2 separate regions of the Homo sapiens genome follow, and region 2 is linked to region 1. The links are chromatin contacts, found by Hi-C in ENCODE. All regions are on one chromosome and are shown on one strand. The core of a region is the stretch at or near the end of the contact, and the rest is flanking DNA. Distances in the headings are between cores, read along the strand shown. Region 1 holds the start of CDKN2B-AS1 (CDKN2B and CDKN2A antisense cis and trans regulatory RNA 1). Region 2 has its middle 6.9 kb from the start of IFNA6.

What was found. A loop is a pair of places that touch in the nucleus more often than their neighbours do. Pooled maps may share reads with other maps.
Region 2: a loop to region 1 is called in a pooled map, with 5 times the contacts of the local background. The contact joins the enhancer-like site here to the promoter of CDKN2B-AS1 in region 1. A Hi-C loop is called at or near these places in 6 of 50 pooled maps.

What each region holds. Positions count from the first base shown.
Region 1 is chr9:21,991,156-21,996,040 of GRCh38, reverse strand. It overlaps CDKN2B-AS1 (CDKN2B and CDKN2A antisense cis and trans regulatory RNA 1), which reads right to left and starts at 1,250. Exons shown (of 19, transcript NR_003529.4): 1 at 880-1,250. LOC124902130 (a long non-coding RNA gene) reads left to right here and starts at 2,013. Exons shown (of 2, transcript XR_007061436.1): 1 at 2,013-2,155; 2 at 3,561-4,885. It also overlaps a transcript of CDKN2A not described here. RefSeq lists silencers at 797-996, 1,317-1,576.
Region 2 is chr9:21,355,376-21,360,260 of GRCh38, reverse strand. No RefSeq gene overlaps it. Among named protein-coding and RNA genes, the nearest start is that of IFNA6, 6.9 kb to the right of the region's middle. RefSeq lists an enhancer at 2,477-2,576. Within about 2 kb of position 2,485, at least 3 of the 41 ENCODE cell types and tissues checked have a DNase peak (open chromatin) inside an H3K27ac peak, as active enhancers do.

The sequences.
Region 1 (4,885 bases), core at 1-2,500:
CCACTTCTTCAACTAGGCCACTAGGCCCAAGCGCATGAACAGGAAGCCACTGAGAAGCGGGCCACATTTCCAGGTTCCCGGAGCTGGGCCTAGTCCCGAATCCTCTGGCACACACCCACCCACTCAGGCCGCGGGTCCAGCCCGCGAGGTTTAGGACGGATCCAGGCAGACCGCAGGCTCCGGGTCGGGGCACCGGGTCAGCGCGCCGGCCTGAAGGCGGCGTCCTGGGCTCGACTTCCCGCGCGCGGAGAGCCGGCGAGCCCGCGTCCGAGTTCCTGGACGAGAGCCGAGCCTCGCTTAGACCGCGCTCAGGACCCGGCTCCTCCGCATTCTCCGGCTGCCCCTGTGTCCTCGACTCACCCCTCCTTTCTGCCGCTCCTTCCTTTCCTTGCCCTGCTTTTACTGTTCCCAAACAGGACCGCTTTTCCTGTCTCCCAGCTGGAAAGGAGGAAGGGAGAGAGTCCAGAAAGGATCGGTGATGTGGAAGAAAAGGGGAGGAGGGGACATGGAGGGGGAGACCGGAGAGAGAACGTACGCCGAGGAGTCAGGCGGCGGGATCAAGGGGAGTCGGGGTGTCTGGGCGCGGGGCAGAGCGTGGAGGCGGCAGCGGCCAACGGTCGCCAAGACAACCATTCTACGCGAGGACGCGGCGACAGGAGGGGAGCGGCCAGCAGGGGAGGGGAGCGCGGGGGAAGAGGAAAGAGGAAGAAGCGCTCAGATGCTCCGCGGCTGTCGTGAAGGTTAAAACCGAAAATAAAAATGGGCTAGACACAAAGGACTCGGTGCTTGTCCCAGCCAGGCGCCCTCGGCGACGCGGGCAGCTGGGAGGGGAATGGGCGCCCGGACCCAGCTGGGACCCCCGGGTGCGACTCCACCTACCTAGTCCGGCGCCAGGCCGGGTCGACAGCTCCGGCAGCGCCAGCGCCGCGCCGTGTCCAGATGTCGCGTCAGAGGCGTGCAGCGGTTTAGTTTAATTTCGCTTGTTTTCCAAATCTAGAAGAGGAGCGGAGCGGCTTTTAGTTCAAAACTGACATTCAGCCTCCTGATTGGCGGATAGAGCAATGAGATGACCTCGCTTTCCTTTCTTCCTTTTTCATTTTTAAATAATCTAGTTTGAAGAATGGAAGACTTTCGACGAGGGGAGCCAGGAATAAAATAAGGGGAATAGGGGAGCGGGGACGCGAGCAGCACCAGAATCCGCGGGAGCGCGGCTGTTCCTGGTAGGGCCGTGTCAGGTGACGGATGTAGCTAGGGGGCGAGCTGCCTGGAGTTGCGTTCCAGGCGTCCGGCCCCTGGGCCGTCACCGCGGGGCGCCCGCGCTGAGGGTGGGAAGATGGTGGTGGGGGTGGGGGCGCACACAGGGCGGGAAAGTGGCGGTAGGCGGGAGGGAGAGGAACGCGGGCCCTGAGCCGCCCGCGCGCGCGCCTCCCTACGGGCGCCTCCGGCAGCCCTTCCCGCGTGCGCAGGGCTCAGAGCCGTTCCGAGATCTTGGAGGTCCGGGTGGGAGTGGGGGTGGGGTGGGGGTGGGGGTGAAGGTGGGGGGCGGGCGCGCTCAGGGAAGGCGGGTGCGCGCCTGCGGGGCGGAGATGGGCAGGGGGCGGTGCGTGGGTCCCAGTCTGCAGTTAAGGGGGCAGGAGTGGCGCTGCTCACCTCTGGTGCCAAAGGGCGGCGCAGCGGCTGCCGAGCTCGGCCCTGGAGGCGGCGAGAACATGGTGCGCAGGTTCTTGGTGACCCTCCGGATTCGGCGCGCGTGCGGCCCGCCGCGAGTGAGGGTTTTCGTGGTTCACATCCCGCGGCTCACGGGGGAGTGGGCAGCGCCAGGGGCGCCCGCCGCTGTGGCCCTCGTGCTGATGCTACTGAGGAGCCAGCGTCTAGGGCAGCAGCCGCTTCCTAGAAGACCAGGTAGGAAAGGCCCTCGAAAAGTCCGGGGCGCATTCGGCACTTGTTTTGTTTGGTGTGATTTCGTAAACAGATAATTCGTCTCTAGCCCAGGCTAGGAGGAGGAGGAGATAACCGCCGGTGGAGGCTTCCCCATTCGGGTTACAACGACTTAGACATGTGGTTCTCGCAGTACCATTGAACCTGGACCTCCCTTCACACAGCCCCTCAATCGTGGGAAACTGAGGCGAACAGAGCTTCTAAACCCACCTCAGAAGTCAGTGAGTCCCGAATATCCTGGGTGGGAATGACTAAGACACACACACACACACACACACACACACACACACACACACACACACAGTAGGAAAGGTGTATTTCAAGCACACTTTCTTTCTCCTTGGGGAGAATTATTGCTAACCATCTAAGTTTTCTGGAGGCGGCCTTTTTTCTCCCCAGCCTCCCGGCGGGGTCACCCTCTCCCACCTTCCAGGAGAGTGGAGGACCCGTGAGATACGGGGCACGCAGGCAGCGACTTCCTGAAATGCTAACAAGGATCGTAGGATCAGTTACTGCTGCGAGGAGCAAGCACTTGCTTCTTGGGGGAGTTTTGCAGCCAACAGGGAAATGGGCTTTCTTTGTGAGTTAGAGGTAGAGGTCCGGCGGCCTGAGTGATTGAAACTGCTCGGGACAATGCTCGTATGTTTAGCAAACGACAGAACTGTAGAACTGTTCCTGAGAAATCCCAACTGATAGTATTTTAGTCATCTCAGACGACAGTTAGCACAGTTTAAAAATGAGGCCTACTTCTTGAAAAACAGAATCCAAGGTAGTTTTGTCCTCACATTGACAAATGTTGACACAGCCAGTGTAATTTCCTATAACCAGGAAAACTGAAAGAATATATGTACAGTTAAAATATGTACAATGCTAATTAAAACTTGTGTAATAAGTCTAAAAGTAATTTAATGAGGCTTCACTTTTATGACCGTCCTTGTGGTATGCTTCGCCAGGAATATATAGCTTCAAAAAGCAAAGGCCAGCGGAGGGGTAATTATTTTTTTACTGCAATGTTAATTGTCTCTTTGACATGGAAATATAAACCTGTTAAAACTATCAGTGTTTAATTTAGTGTCTCAATTTCTATTAGCAAAAATTTATAATCTATAGGATAAATGCACATTTTATTTTTTACTTTTCATATTATGCAAGTTAATTTTTTTAATTTAGTCAAAGGAGCTTATAAAGGATTTCAGGGCCTGTTGCTGGATTTGATTTTAATTCATTTTGAAACATTGACAAGACCCTGGTTGTTGTTTTTTTTAACAGTGGTTTATCCGTATCAGCAAAAGTTTAGCCACTGTGACCGGTAACTGTATGAATATAGTTCTTAATATTATTGTCTATATAAAAATATTTATTACTCTAGTTAATATTATTCTATATAAAATCATTTTGTTTAAATTATTAAGTTGCCTCTGAAAATCTGTAGTAACAAAGTAGAACATGTCAATGTATATAAATGCCATAATTATGTATTTTTTAGTTTAGGCCTATAAAACATAACATTGTGGTGATTTTAAGTTAGAGAAAATATTTTATAGTATGTTAATGTATATGCATGAAATGCAAAAATATTTAAATGATAGGTTCATTGAAATAGATCATTTTTTGTTATTTAGGTATAAATCAATTTTCAGGACGTATGTGAAAAGCGCAATCTTCAGGAAGTTTCTCAAGATAGAACACAGCTTGGATAGAATGTCTTGAAATATATGCAATTTTCCAATTTCATATGTAAAATGATATACATAATATAAAATCTAGCGGTGTTAATTATAATGATATGTAATTATATATTTCACATTAATATATTTTATGCCCATGGCTATATTGATTTGGGAATATATATGGATACTAATTATGTTAGGATTCATACAATTCCTTGAGAGGCACAAGTGCTAAAAATTACTTGTATGAATTATTTAATATCATTGCAAATAAGATGTTATTTTAACTTTTTTTAAGTTTCTGCAAATATGTTTATTATGACTTTTTATTTTTATATGATTGGAAATACATATACTAAAATTCCACGTTACCAGTTTCTTAACCACAGAAACCTGAAAAATTGCCATAGTTGATTTGTTACTTCTACCTTGGTGCATTTACAAAATAGTCATATTTTTATTATGAAGTTAAATATTCATTTGTTTATAGCTACTTCAGAAGGCTCAGGTTATTTTTTTCTTTAATAGCACAGAGTCCTCTCAAGGTAAGCACTGTGCAGTTAGTATAAACCATTATTCCCCATGTGTACATGATTCACAGTTTGTATTGTGTTCCAAGTGAACCATAGCCCTTTCAGAAATCAAGACTTATATTCATTTTACTTCTTTGAGTACTCTTGAATTTTAGAAAGTCCATTATGATCCTAAGGTAGCAACAACATAGCCTATTACCGTCTATGATGGTTTACAGATCTATTATTCCACGTTAGTTCATCACTATCAACTACCATGATAGAGTTAAGCTAAACCATTTTCCCAACATATGAAAAACTCCTATTACTAAAGTGATACAAATGGTATCAAAAATACTTTTTTATAGCAAGGTTCAACAGTGGGCCCAGTGCTTTTACACTTTTTCAAAAGTCCTTGGAGAAACAGAGAAAATCTCACTTGCCTTCTGTACTAAAACATTCTAGGCCGAACTAAAACTGAAACTTCATAGTAGAACACTGTAGGCCAGGGGTGTTCAATCTTTTACCTTCCCTGGGCCACATAGGAAGAAGAAGAATTGTCTTGGGACACACATTAAATACACTAACACTAACAATAGCTGATGAGCTTAAAAAAAAAAAAAAACTCATGATACTTTAAGAAAGTGTATGAATTTGTGTTGGGCAGCATTCAAAACCATCCTGGGCTGCATGTGACCCTCGGGCCCACAGGTTGGACAAGCTTGCCCTAGCTCCTCCATCTGCTGCAAAGCCCAGCCTGATACA
Region 2 (4,885 bases), core at 1,236-3,735, 640 kb after region 1:
GGCTGCTTAGATGCTATATAGTTTAGATGTTTGGTGGGGACAACTTAGATCTCTATAGTTTACATAGTAAGCAGAGGTTGATGGTTATTAGTGAATGAGCCTCTCTAGTGTTTTTCTTCTTCTAGGATATATTCATTCAGGTTCATGTGGTTATGCTTCCCTGGGCACTCAAGATTCGATTAATATGGACAAGGCCCTTTCTTTCATTAATTTATTTTATTTTTGGAGACAGAGTCTTGCTCTGTCGCCCTGGCTGGAGTGCAGTGGCACAATCTTGGCTCGCTGTAGCCTCTGCCTCTTGGGTTCAAGCGATTCTCATGCTTCAGCCTCCCAAGTAGCTGGGATTACAGACATGCCTCACCACACTTGGCTAATTTTTTTTTTTTTTTTTTTGTATTTTTAGTAGAGACGGGGTTTCACCATGTTGGCCAGGCTGGTCTTGAACTCCTGAGCCCAAGTGATCCATCTGCCTCTGCCTCCCAAAGTGCTGGGCATCTGGTGAAAGCCTTAGGCTGCTTAGATGCTATACAGTTTAGATGTTTGGTGGGGACATCTTACATCTCTATAGTTTACATGTTTGATGGGGAGGCTGACCTGTGAGTCCTGAAGGAGCAAAAAATCAGAGCATGTACTGCTGGGCTGTCCTGGAAATTGTTCATTGCTTTTTCTTTATTCTTAATACATAAAAAAACTCAAGAGTAAAAAAATAAATTGGCTTCCAGGAGTTTGTAGTTGATGGGTTAATAGAGTTGTTTTAGTATATTTTTGAATACATCACTAATTATTTTTTCACTTGATGATGGCTCATGCCTGTAATCTCAGCACTTTGGGAGGCTGAGGCAGATCACTAGAGGCCAGAAGTTCGAGACCAGCCTGGCCAATATGGTGAAATCCTGTCTCTACTAAAAATACAAAAATTAGCTGGGCATGGTGGCAGGTGCCTGTGATCCCAGCTACTTAGGAGGCTGAGGTATGAGAATCGCTTGAACCCAGGCTGTGGAGGTTGCAGTGAGCCAAGATGTCGCCATTGCCTGAGCGACAGAGTGAGACTCTGTCTCAAAAAAGGAAAAAAAAAAAAAAGGAATATATTTAGTCTACTTTTCCTTAGAACTTAAAGGCAGTTAATTCAATTCACTTACACCACACCCCCTGTTGCTCTATACAGCACGAGCAAATGTTTGGCATTCAAAATGAATCTCAGAATCCTTTGTCATCTCACCCTCTCTGCTGTATTGATTTTATGCCCTGGTCTCTCCTTGGTTGATAAATTCATATCTATCCCCCCTTCCTTTAATGGGTCCTTCCAGTCAAGCCATTATAATGATTCTCCCTAAGGTTTCGACCTTGCATTATTGGTGTGGTCAGAATAGTTCATCCCTGCAGATTTATATTTCTCTCCCAATAGTTTTATAAAAGAGTATAATCCAAATAGTGTTATTGAGAGGACAGAGATAGTATTTTCAAAACATCATAAAACAGCCTGGCACAGTGGCTGATGCCTGTAATCCCAGCATATTAGGAGGCTGAGGCAGGAGGATTGCTTGAGCCCAGGAGGTCAAGACCAGTCTAGACAACATGGTGAAACCTGGTCTCTACAAAAAATTAGCCATATGTGGTCATGCCTGCTTGTGGTCCCAGTTACTCAGGAGGCTGAGGTAGAAGTATTGCTTGAGCCCAGGAGGTCAAGCTGCAGTAAGCAGGGATCACACCACTGCACTCCAGCCTGGGTGACAGAGTGACACCCAGTCTCAAAAAGGAAAATCTTAAAACAGTGGATGGTCCCTATTAGGCCTGCAATAAATGTTGGTGTTATCATTTTTGATATTATCATCCAGATTAAAATAGAATCTTTTGGGATCATCCAATTCTCTTCCATTAATTCCTGGTTTCTCAAGGCTATGTTTTCATTGCCTGAGTAAATTTATTAACTAGGTGGAGTCTTTAGGCAAGGCTAATATGCATTATCCTGCCAGACAACTTTGTTGGTTGTCTAGCGACTGCAGCCTGCTTACAGGCTTTTGGGAATTGATTGGTGTGACTTCTCCCTTCTGTCTAGAGCTGATCACATGTGAATTATATGAAAGAAAGTCAAGTAGCTGGTCTTGGAAAGCTGAATTCAGTCCATTGACCCAGGAATTGCTTTTCTTAGAACCTCTGGCAGATGCAGCCATTTTTCTGCCTTTGTGCACCTCAACATTGGCGTTATGTTTTCACTCTGCCAGAGGCTCTAGTCCTCAATTTTTGCTGCATTGAATTTTGCTAACTTACACTTTGCAATTAGTCAGGGGAAAGTCACTTCCCTTCTTTCACTTTCATGACAGTCAGAATGGCTTCTGTTTTCTTTCTGCCTACAAACAACTGTCAAGTACTACTTTCTAGAAAAGTTGAAACAAGAGACAAGAAAACCACAAAATCTGGAAATTATAAAGAAAACCACTGCGGCTCTTTTGCCTTTCTTTTATTTCCCTTTGTTTGTGTGACTTCATAGTGAATTAGAATGTAATGTGGTAGCAGCAAGACAAACTTTGCCCAGTAAACCACTACGTTAAAAAGGCGTTCTAAAAATTCATTTGTTGTTGAGGTTTAAATTTAAAATGAAGAATCACAAATCAATCAGTAAAGGAAAGATGGCTATGACTGTTTAACATGATAGCATGGGAGCTCACTGCCCTGCACGATCAAAGTTTCACATAGACAGAGGAGCAAAGAACTTTAACAGATCACGCTGAACTGGTGAACAACTGAGGGTCACCATTTTCTGTAATATGAGCCTCTGAAGAGAAACATTACCTTTGAGTCTTTTGTGCCTAGCTCAGAAATTTCAAGCATAAAACTGTTCCATAGTTTAAAAGAGTTGAAGATAGCAAAACAGTTGAAGAATAAAAGCTGTACTTGGCAAAGTTAAAATTATTTAACTACTAAAGATAAAATAATCACAATAGGATAATTCCTTTACCTACTTAGACAAAACAAACCTTTGCAATCAGCCTTCTAGGGGTGTTGAGACTTTTGGTACCTAGGATCTGGGTCAGGAGATGAGGGGGTCACCACTGGGAGCAAATACTCCTTCACACAAAACTCTAGGGGCAAGAGCAAGGGTCAGGGGCATTTATTATTTTGGCAACAAAGAAGCAAGGCCCTCCTTGGGAAAAGAGTTCCAAAATCATCAGGATTTGATGAGCCTACACTTACGGAATAACTTGATGTGATAAATACCTTGTGAGTGATGTGATACTAAGGAAATAACATTATTTTGATATTAAAATTTCCACACCCACATGCACCTGAAAAAAAATAATGAAATTCCTCTTAGGGGTATTGGTAAAGCCTGAGAAGTGCTATATTTCTCCAGTAACAAAATAATGGACTGGGTCGGGTAGCTCACACCTGTAATCCCAGCACTTTGGGAGGCTAGGCGGGCGGATCACTTGAGCTCAAGAGTTCCAGACCAGCTTGGCCAACATGGTGAAACCCCGTCTCTATTAAAACACACACACACACACACACACACACACACAAACACACACACACAAACACACACACACACACACACAAAATTAGCCAGGTGTGGTGGGGCATGTCTGTAATCCCAGCACTTGGAAGGCTGAGGCATGAGAATAGCTTGAACCCGAGAGGTAGAGGTTACAGTGAGCCGAGATTGTGCCACTGCACTCCAGCCTGGGTGACAGAGCAAGACTCTGTCTCCAAAAATAAAATAAATTAATGAAAGAAAGGGCCTTGACCATATTAATCGAATCTTGAGTGCCCAGGGAAGCACAACCACATGAACCTGAATGAATATATCCTAGAAGAAGAAAAGCACTAGAGAAGCTCATTCACTAATAAACTAATTCCATTAGTCTATATGTCTGTTTTTATTCAAGTGCCATGCTGCCTTAATTATTGTAGCATCATAATATGTTTCAAAATTAGGAAATATGAGACCTCTTGCTTTGTTTTTCTTTATCAAGATTGTTTCAGCAACCCAGAGACCATGACGTTTAGGATATATTTTTTCTATGTCTGTTAAAAATGCCTCTGTGATTTTGATAGAGATTGCATTGAATCTGTATAACACTTTGGAGAGCATGCAGATTTTAACAATATTAAGTCTTCCAACCCATGATGGATACAAGTAAATGTCTTCCCATTTATTTTTGTCATCTTTAATTTTTTCAGTAGTATTTGGTAGTTTCTAGTGTCCATGTCTTTCACATCCTAGGTTAAGTTTATTCCTAAATATTTTATGTTTTTTGATGCTATTGTAAATTAGAGTATTTTCTTAATTTCCTATTAAGATTATCCACTGTTAGTATATAGAAATGCCGCTGATTTTTGTTTATTGATTTTGTATACTGCAACTTTGCTCAATTCATTTATAAGTTATCTCTCTCTTTTCTCTCTGTCTCCCTCTCTCTCTCTCTCTCTCTCTCTCTCTGTGTGTGTGTGTGTGTGTGTGTGTGTGTGTGTGTGTAATCTTTAGGTTTTTCTACATATAAGAATATGTCATCTGCCAACAGAGATCATTTCACTTTTTCCTTTATAATTTGGATGCTTGTTATTTATTTTTGTTGCCTAAATACTCTGGCCAGGATTTGAAATACTAGTTGTAAGAGCACATTCTTGCCTTTTTCCTGAACTTAGAATAAAAACGTGTAATTTTTCACAGTTGAGCATGATGTTTACTGTGGGATTTTCATATAATAGCCCTTATCATGTTGAGTTAATGTCCTTCTAGTCCTAGTTTGTTGAGTGTTTTTTTTTTAATCATGAAAGGATATTGAATTTTATCAAATGGTTTTTCAGCATCAACTGAGGTGATCATGGTTTTTCCTCCCTTCATTCTGTTCATGTAGGTTACTACATTGATTTATTTCTGTGTTGA